Regions from separate parts of the Mus musculus genome. Here region 2 is linked to region 1. Evidence: chromatin loops called from intact Hi-C (ENCODE). Cell type or tissue: left cerebral cortex. All regions are shown on one strand. Links, peaks and the distances in the headings refer to the core of each region. The heading gives the core; the rest is flanking DNA.

Region 1 (4,388 bases), core at 168-4,167:
CCCCCCTGAAACCGGAGTAATGAGTGGTTATAAGCCACACAGGAAGGTGAACTAAGACTGGTTCCTCGGCAAGAGCAGTATGCACTTTTAGTCTCTGAGCCATCTCTTTAGGCCCTCTTAGATTATTTTATAAGGGGGATGGGAACACATTTCTAACCCTCAGTGGGTTGTAACTAAAGCCATCTGCAAATGATGTTTTTCCACCCATCCACTTTGTTCCAAGAAATAACGAAGCTGAGACTTAATATTTCATGAATAAAGATTCTAGGCCATGAATAAAGCTTTGCTTGTTTCCCCGACTAGCTCATAATTTAATTACCCATTTATTTTACTCTAAGTCATGCCACATGGCTAGCTACCTGGTCCTCAGCTTCATGTGTCTACCTCCTCCGATGTTGTGGGAGAATCTCCTGTGCCTGACTCAAACCTCTCTGCCAGATGTCCCACCTTCTAATGTTTTCTCTGCTCAATTGGTCAATCAGCATTTTACTGACAGATGAATGTTTCTATACAATGCACAAGAGATTATCTCTACGGTGGATAAACCACTTTTCATGAAAATGTGAGGGGTTGGGATTCAGAGTTCCAAACTCCAGAAATCCAAAAACTAGCTGTATCAGTGAGCTCTGGGTTTGATTGAGAGACCTTGTCTCAATGAATAAGGTGGAAGAGCCAAGTAAAGATCTCTGACATTAACTCTTGGCCTCCATACACAGGTATGTGCATCCAAATCATAAAGCATACATGTGTACCAGATACATACATGAAAAACAGAAAAATTATTATAAACCTTTACCAATTATCGCCAGCTGTTTTCTCACTGACATCCATGGCACCCTTTTCTGTGTTAAGAAAACACAACAAAGCTGGGTGTGGTGGGGCACACCTTTAATCCCAGCACTTGGGAGGCAGAGGCAGGTGGATTTCTGAGTTCGAGGCCAGCCTGGTCTACAAAGTGAGTTCCAGGACAGCCAGGGCTACACAGAGAAACCCTGTCTCGAAAAACCAACCAACCAACCAAACAAACAAAAAAACCCAAACACACAACAAACAAGAAGCTCCTGAATGGAGCTGTCCTGCCCTCTCAGCCTCACTACCTCCCACAATGTCTTGCCTTTGATTATGATCCCACTTCATCTTGGCTCCAAATGACTAATCCATTCGCTTATCACTAGTACATCCTGGTGAAGGAAGGAGGGCCTGTGGTTCCTGCCCCCCTCAATCTACCAAAAAAGATGAAAAACATCACACACCTAGCTTTAACAAGCACAAACTGAGCAGACAGGAAAAGCTTACTAAGTAAGGTACAAGGAATATGGACTTAAACTGGGGCTTGAATTATCTCAACTCCCAATAAACAGAATGGAGAGCAGGTGCAGGGCCCAGAGGCAGGAATCAACATGGGACACGGAGACAAAGGGCCACAGCAGAAAGTCGGGATGGCGGAAAGCACGTCAGGCTGTTAACAGCAGCCCTACCTACAGCTCGCAGGAACTCACCTGGTTTTTTAACTTTCAATTTATGTGCGTATGCCACAGGTGTTTTGGTGCTTCTGGAGCCAGAAGAGGGTGGGTGACAGGTGCCCGGAACGGGAGTTGGAGGCATTTGTGAAGAGCCAGACCTGGGTGCTGTGAGTTGCTCTTGGGTGCTCTTAGCCATGGAGCCATCTCCCCAGACCTTTTGTGAAGAACCAGACCTGGGTGCTGTGAGTTGCTCTTGGGTGCTCTTAGCCATGGAGCCATCTCCCCAGACCTTTTGTGAAGAGCCAGACCTGGGTGCTGTGAGTTGCTCTTGGGTGCTCTTAGCCATGGAGCCATCTCCCCAGACCTTTTGGTGCTTCTTTGTTTGTACCAGTGCAGCTTAGCTGGCTTTGTCCTGACTCCTAAATGCCAGAACAGGCATGTATCACTATGCCTGGCTCTTGCTTGTCTTTTGTTTTTGGAGACAGGGTTTCTCTGTGTAGACCTGGCTGTCCTGGAACACCAGGGCCTTGAACTCTGAGTGAGATGGCCCTGCTGGGATTAAAGGTGTGTGCCACCACCTTGCTTTTTTTTTTTTCAAAGTACTTTTTCCTTATGAGATGGCTGGCTTGGAACTTGTTTTTCTTTAACAAACCAAACCCAGACACCTGAGTTTTATTTACGTGTGTGTGCCTCACATACAAGGGTGCCTGCAGAGGTCAGAAGAGAGCATTGGAACCCATGGAACTGAAGTTATAGGTGTTTGTAGGCCATCTGACTTCTGTGCGCTCAACTGCTGAGTTACCTCTAGTCATACTTTTGTTTGAGGTAAAAATCTCTTATGTAAATCAGGTTGACTCTGTCTTTTGAGTGTTGGGATTACAGCTTGAGCCACTGAGCCCAGACACTATTGATTTTCTTGCTTAAGGACAGGTTCATAGTTCAGAACTCTGACAAGCATACCCAGCAATGTCAAGATTACAAGTACAGTAGAGAATATGATCTCAAAAGTCCTCAGTAGACTATCTAGCTCCCCAAGCCTCACTCTGCTGCATAGGATTGCTCACGTCATTTGTGTCCAGGTGACTTATTTCATGCTTTAACAGGACTGACAGGACTCTTTTTTTTTTTTAAGATTTATTTATTATTATATGTAAGTACACTGTAGCTGTCTTCAGACACTCCAGAAGAGGGCGCCAGATCTTGTTACGGGTGGTTGTGAGCCACCATGTGGTTGCTGGGAATTGAACTCAGGGTTCGGAAGAGCAGTCAGTGCTCTTAACCGCTGAGCCATCTCTCTGGCCCTTCTCTTGGACACTTGCCCTAATCTTTTTTTTTTTTTTTTTTTTTTTTTGTCTTTTTGAGGCAGGGTCTCCCAGTGTAGCTCTGCTGACTGTCCTGGAACACTCCATGGAGACCAGGCTGGGAGCTATGCCTGCCTCTGCATCCCATGTGCTGGAACTAAAGGATGTGTGCCACTACGCCTGGCTCATTTCCCCCTAATCTTAAAACCTTAAAGAAGTACAGAAAAACACAAAAAGGTGCAGCTATTGTCTGCTGATCTACTGATGGTATTTAAATCTCATTAGGATTTATCTGACTGTTGTTTTAAGGACTAGAACTGGGCCATCTATGGAACACAGTAAGTTTGGTAAAGATACCTGTGACTTTCAACTGGACATGGGGGAAACCAAGGAGGCATGGGAAGGAGATCTAGGGCAGGAAGAGCTGGAGATTCACGGCTAAGCTGGGATACTAACAATGAAATCACTGTCAAAAAAACATGGTAGTCCCTTGGAGGTCAGACCAAGCTATGTTTCCTCCCATGAACAAGACTAGCTAACCCTACCGGGCAGTGGTAACACAGGCCTTTAAACCCAGCACTTGGGAGGCAGAGGCAGGTGAAAAAAAAAAAAAAACTAGCTAACCCTTCAATACAGTAAGACTTGTTTTTAATGTTTCTTCCCCTAGCATCATGCCTGTACACAACCCTGAGTGACTTTTCCGTAGACTTGGGACTTGGGGCACACTTCACCTCACAGCTCCAGCCCCTTCTTCCTCCTCAATAGTCTCCTTTCTATTTTCACCCAGTTTTTTCCATACTTACTGGTATTCCTTTCTGGAAGTGTTGCTTTTGTTGGCTACTCTAAATGCTCCAGCATTTTTACAGAACTGCTTACAAACTTTGATACAAATTTATAAAAAACCATTATTCACCACCTGTGTATGCGTTAAGAGCTGCTAGCCTGACTTTCACAGCTCAAGTTCAGGGAACTGGCTTACACCCAGGATCACTTGCCAATAATAAAATGTGTAGGGTTGTCAGAAAGGACCCACTAACCAGGATGTCGATCAGGCTAACTACAAACCCTGCTCTCCCTTTGTAAGCCCTACTAGGCATAGTCTTCCTCAGGCCGGTCTGTAGTGTGCGGAATTCCACACCCGAAACAGAAATATTTGTTATCTAGTCCTCATTTAAACCCAAATTAGGTGGGGGTGTGGTGGAAGATGCCTTTCGTTCCAGCCCCTGGGAGATGGGAAGGTCAGAATCAGCTACTTGAGCAATTCAAGGACTGCCTCGGGCTATCTGAGGTCATGCCTCAAAACCACCCCCAATTTAATTACAGCTAGTTTCTTGGGTAGACAGGGATGACCTACTATGTAGTCTCTCGGATTAAGCCTTTTAGTATTTTCAAAACCAGACATATCTTAAATCATATTCAATAAAATATTGTAACAAATAGGGTCCTTCCTTTGCTACTCTACACGTCGAATCTTGGTACTGTATCTCTCCTGCATCTATTGATATGCTTGCCCTTTTTGAAAGTCACAGAAGCTAAGGCAACCAACGCTTTGTCCAGGTCCCACAGTCGGTGGAGGGTGGGCAAATTAGGAAAATCGCCAAAGCAAGCAGTACCTTGGACCCTA
Region 2 (4,388 bases), core at 128-4,127, 290 kb after region 1:
ATTGAGAACCATAGAACCCGGCATGGTGGCACAGAACAGTAATCTCAGCATTTCCAAGGCAGAGGCAGGAAGACTGATGCCAGTTCAAGGTCTGCTGTACTGCGGAGTGAGTTCCAGGCCTGTTATGACTGCAGAATGAGAGCCTGTCTCGAAAATGACAAAGAAAAAAAAATGAACATAGATGTTGAGGCTACTTGTTAAATCACTGTTTATGAGATACCTAGCCTGGCAAATGTTCATAAATGACTTTAGACAACTTGTTTAAACCATCCAGCACTACCATAGATGAGGACACAGGAAATGACTGCAAACAGGAATCTGCAGATGAGCAGAGAGCAAGCACATTTAAAGTGGGTGTATGTTTTACTGACATGTATGTCTCTACACCTCATGTGTGCAGTGACTGTGGGCCAAAAGACGATGTCAGGTCTCCTGAAACTGGAATTATAGACCGTTGTCGGGTGGCTTGTGGGCTCCAGGAATGGAATGTGGGTCCTCCGGAAGAGTAGTCAGTGTTCTTAAGCACTGAACCATCTCCCTAGACACTAAAGATGTCTGTTGCTGTTGTTTTTCAAGACAGAGTTTCTCTGTGTAACCCTGGCTATCCTGGAACTCACTCTGTAGATCAGGCTGGCCTGATTCAGAGATTTGCCTGCCTCTGCCTCCTGTGTGCTGGGACTAATGTTGTGTCCCACCATCACCTGGCTCTCTAAAAAAAGTTTTTTTAAGTATATTTCTTTTAAAATTCTATTTTGTTGTTTGCATTATAAGAATGTGTTGCTTGGGCTGGAGTGATAACTCAGCAGTTAAGAGCACCACTGACTGCTCTTCCAGAGGTACTGAGCTCAAATCCCAGCAACCATATGGTGGCTCACAATCATCTGTAACAAGACCTGATTCCCTCTTCCAGTGTCTGGTGACAGCTACAGTGTACTCACATATAATAAATAAAATAAACCTTAAAAAAAAAAAAAAGAATGTGTTGCTTGTGTGGTGTGGTGGTGCATGTCTTTAACCCCAGCACTCAAGAGGCAGAGGTAGGTGGATCTCTGTGATTGCAAGGCTAGCCTGGTCTACAGAGCGAGTTCTGTTAAACAGAAGAACCCTGTCTTGGAAAGAAAAAGAATATATATGTGGTGAATGAGACAAGAGTGTTTGTCTAGTGTGCATAGAACCACGATTTGATTGCTAGTACCACATAAATTGGAGACACAAGCCAGTAGTCCAGTAGGAAGATCAGAAACTCAAGGTCTTCCTGTTTGAGTAACAAAGTACCTTACTTCCTGGATTGGAGAGATGGCTCAGGGCTTGTTGCTCTCCCACAGGAACAGAGTTCAGTTTCCAACACCCACAGAGTTTGAAACGCTTGAAGCTCTAGCTCTAGGGCATCTGATGCCCTCATCTAGCCTCCAAGAGCACCTACACACAGGTGGCAGACACACATACACAAATAAAAATAGTAAATCTTTGATATTTTATTTCTTAAATAAATAAATAGCCCAACAGGGGCGTGGTGAGGCACCTGTAATCCCAAACACTCAGGAGGCAGCAGGTGCCCACATAGCAATATGGTTTCAAACACATAGAAATTCAGAAGAACAAACAAGAAATCAAAAACCTTGGTAAATTCAGAGGGCCCTGGATACAGCCAAGAAAGGGATTAGGATCAGGATGAAATGTGTTTGCTTCTAGATGGGCAAGTGCTGAAGAGAGTACATTTGTTTGTGAAGTGAGAAAGCAGCATCGGCAACGGAGAGGTTGGAAACACGAGCAGAGGATGCGACAAAGAGGCGCCCGGCCCCACGACCCTACATCATAAGCAGCGAAGGCGACGCAGCACCTGCCGGTCGCAACAGCTTCCGAAAAACGAGGCCAAGTGAACAAGAACGAGATCGCCGAGCCCCGCAGACTGCTGAGAAACAGAAGGGACTTGGGGGGGAATAAAGAGCTGGACTTGACTTCCGGCACTCTACCGGAACACACAGACAACGGCTGCTGTCGCCCGGTAGCCCCACCCCTAAGGCGGGGCTGCGCCGGAAGAGAAACAGTCCGCCGGAAAGGGAGGGGCCACGCTCGGGAAAATCTCGTGCGCCGCTCTCACGTCATCAGAGGGCGGAAGCGCAGACTGCAGGATGCGGTTCCAGGTTGCGTTGCTCCTGCTGAGTGTCGCGGTGGCGAGTAAGGACCCCCACCCCAGCCCAGCTCACTCTCCCCTTTAGGTTCCCCATTCCTCACCTTGGTGGGTCGCTACGGGAGCCGGCGTCTTTCTTGTCTGGCCCGACCCTGCTCTAGCCATCTCCGCTTTCCCATTCGGCCATCCCCGCTAGGCTCTCAGAAGTCAAGCCCGCTTCTCTTCTTCCGAGGACTTACTGTTTTTTGTTTTTTGTTTTTTCTGTTTGTTTCAGGAGCTCTGCCGTCCGTTTATAAGAGAGACGCCGACTCAGGTGACTCTCAGAATCCTCCGAATCAGCCTTCCAAACAGTCCTCCACTCCCCTGCCTTCTTCTAACCAGGTAAAGACTACAAGGCCGACCGACGGTCAGGGGCAGAAGTCAGATAAAAAAGACCAGGACAAGACGACTTTGGCAGCAGTTTCCAGTAAGGCGGAATCTGGGCCGCGGACCGCCGCGACCGATCACAGTTTGGGTGATTCCAGAAGGCAGCCCGAGAAAACGGATGCCGAGTTGAACGAAACTGCGCGGCCCCTCTCACCAGTCAACCCCAAACTGGAAAAGTCTGATCAGAGCTCCACAGAAGATTCAGGCAAGCCCACAGGAGGTAATTCTGGCAAGCCCACAGGAGGTGATTCTGGCAAGCCCACAGAAGCTGGTTCGAATAAGGCCACAGAAGATGATTCTGGCAAGTCCACGAAAGTTGATTTGGACAAGCCCACCTCCAAAATCTCCCCAGATACGGAGACTTCGAAGACTGACAAAGTCCAGCCAACTGAAAAAGGACAAAAACCAACACTTACTTCCAAAACTGAATCTGGGGAAACACTGGCAGGGGACTCTGACTTCTCTTTAAAGCCAGAGAAAGGAGATAAGTCTTCAGAGCCTACTGAAGACGTGGAAACCAAGGAGATTGAAGAGGGTGACACAGAGCCGGAAGAAGGCTCACCACTTGAAGAAGAGAATGAAAAGGTGCCGGGCCCTTCCTCCAGTGAGAACCAAGAGGGGACACTTACAGACTCTATGAAGAATGAGAAGGATGATCTTTATAAGGACAGTTCTGGAAACACCAGTGCAGAGAGCAGCCACTTCTTTGCATATCTAGTGACCGCTGCTGTTCTTGTTGCTGTCCTCTATATTGCTTACCACAACAAACGAAAGGTAAGAGGGGACTGGGATTTCCAGGACCCTAAGTTCTTTGTTCATGGACAGCTATCTGTCACTCATCTGCCTGTGAGCTTTGAGAATTTTAAGATCATCTTGTTTTTTCCATAGACCCTGCTGGGGCTTATAAAACTAAGTTTTGTAAATCAGGTGTTTTCATCATGTGACTTGTTTCCTCTCAGTTCTGCTGTAAAGTGCCAAGTTGGACGTGAGTCATGACCTGACCTAACTGTAATTCCCCTCCCCTAACTTGGAACTCAGATCATTCCCAGCCTCTTGATATGTAGACCTCTTCCCCCTTTTCCAGGCTTAAGATAGTTTACCATTTCTAGCTTCTATACCAACCATCTTCCATCTGGAGGCAGGAAGAATGTTTTCAGTTACATAGTTACTAACACCAAAAGTAGAAAGCCAACCAACAAGAGTTGAAATTGCACAAATGTACACATCTTTGGGGTTAAAGTGTTACCCATGAAACAACTTTAGAAACAACTCTATATGACAAAATTATTGTATTTCCTACTGAGCCATGAGATTTAGAAGACAATTTCAGTAACTTGACTTATTGAAGAGTTCAATTTGTGATAGCCTTTGGGCATAAAGAATGGAGAGTGTACATTCTTCATTTACATCTAAATGTCCATGTTGAGAGCAGTAAATTAGAGAAAAGTTGTTGAAACAATGTGTGGGCACAAAGCAAGTGTTTGTGGATAGGAAACAATCAGTAATTATCCCCACCCTGCTTAAACCTAGAACTCTGGCAAAAGAACTGGTAGACCTTTAACTCTAGCCCCACAGTTAAGCCATAAAGATTTCCACGGGCCTCAGCCTCCATCTCGTGGTCCTTTTTTTTTTTTTTTTTCAAGACAGGGTTTTTCTGTATAGCCCTGGCTGCCCTGGAACTCACTCTGTAGACCAGGCTGGCCTCGAACTCAGAAATCCGCCTCCCTCTGCCTCCCGAGTGCTAGGATTAAAGGCATCACCACCACCCTGCTCTCTTGGTCCCTATTAAGTAGTATAAAGGATTTTGTTATAACCAAACCCTTTTAAAATC

The links. Hi-C counts contacts between places; a loop is a spot of excess contacts. Peaks named below come from ENCODE experiments on the same cell type or tissue, not always from the same donor. Only the 100,000 strongest peaks of a DNase experiment are listed, where the experiment ranks them.
Region 2: a loop joins it to region 1, with 4 times the contacts of the local background. A loop is called at or near these places in 1 of 42 quality-filtered maps.

The regions. Positions count from the first base shown.
Region 1 is chr6:72,900,773-72,905,160 of GRCm38, reverse strand. No RefSeq gene overlaps it. Among named protein-coding and RNA genes, the nearest start is that of Kcmf1, 3.0 kb to the right of the region's middle. In left cerebral cortex, for the core only: a CTCF peak has its summit at 2,655 (motif pointing right); no DNase peak of the experiment used is centred there.
Region 2 is chr6:72,614,467-72,618,854 of GRCm38, reverse strand. Tgoln1 (trans-golgi network protein) reads left to right here and starts at 1,855. Exons shown (of 4, transcript NM_009443.3): 1 at 1,855-2,178; 2 at 2,406-3,331. The coding sequence starts at 2,133. In left cerebral cortex, for the core only: no CTCF peak of the experiment used is centred there; DNase peaks (open chromatin) are centred at 1,574, 2,036 and 2,529; H3K4me3 peaks cover 2,773 bases; H3K27ac peaks cover 1,186 bases.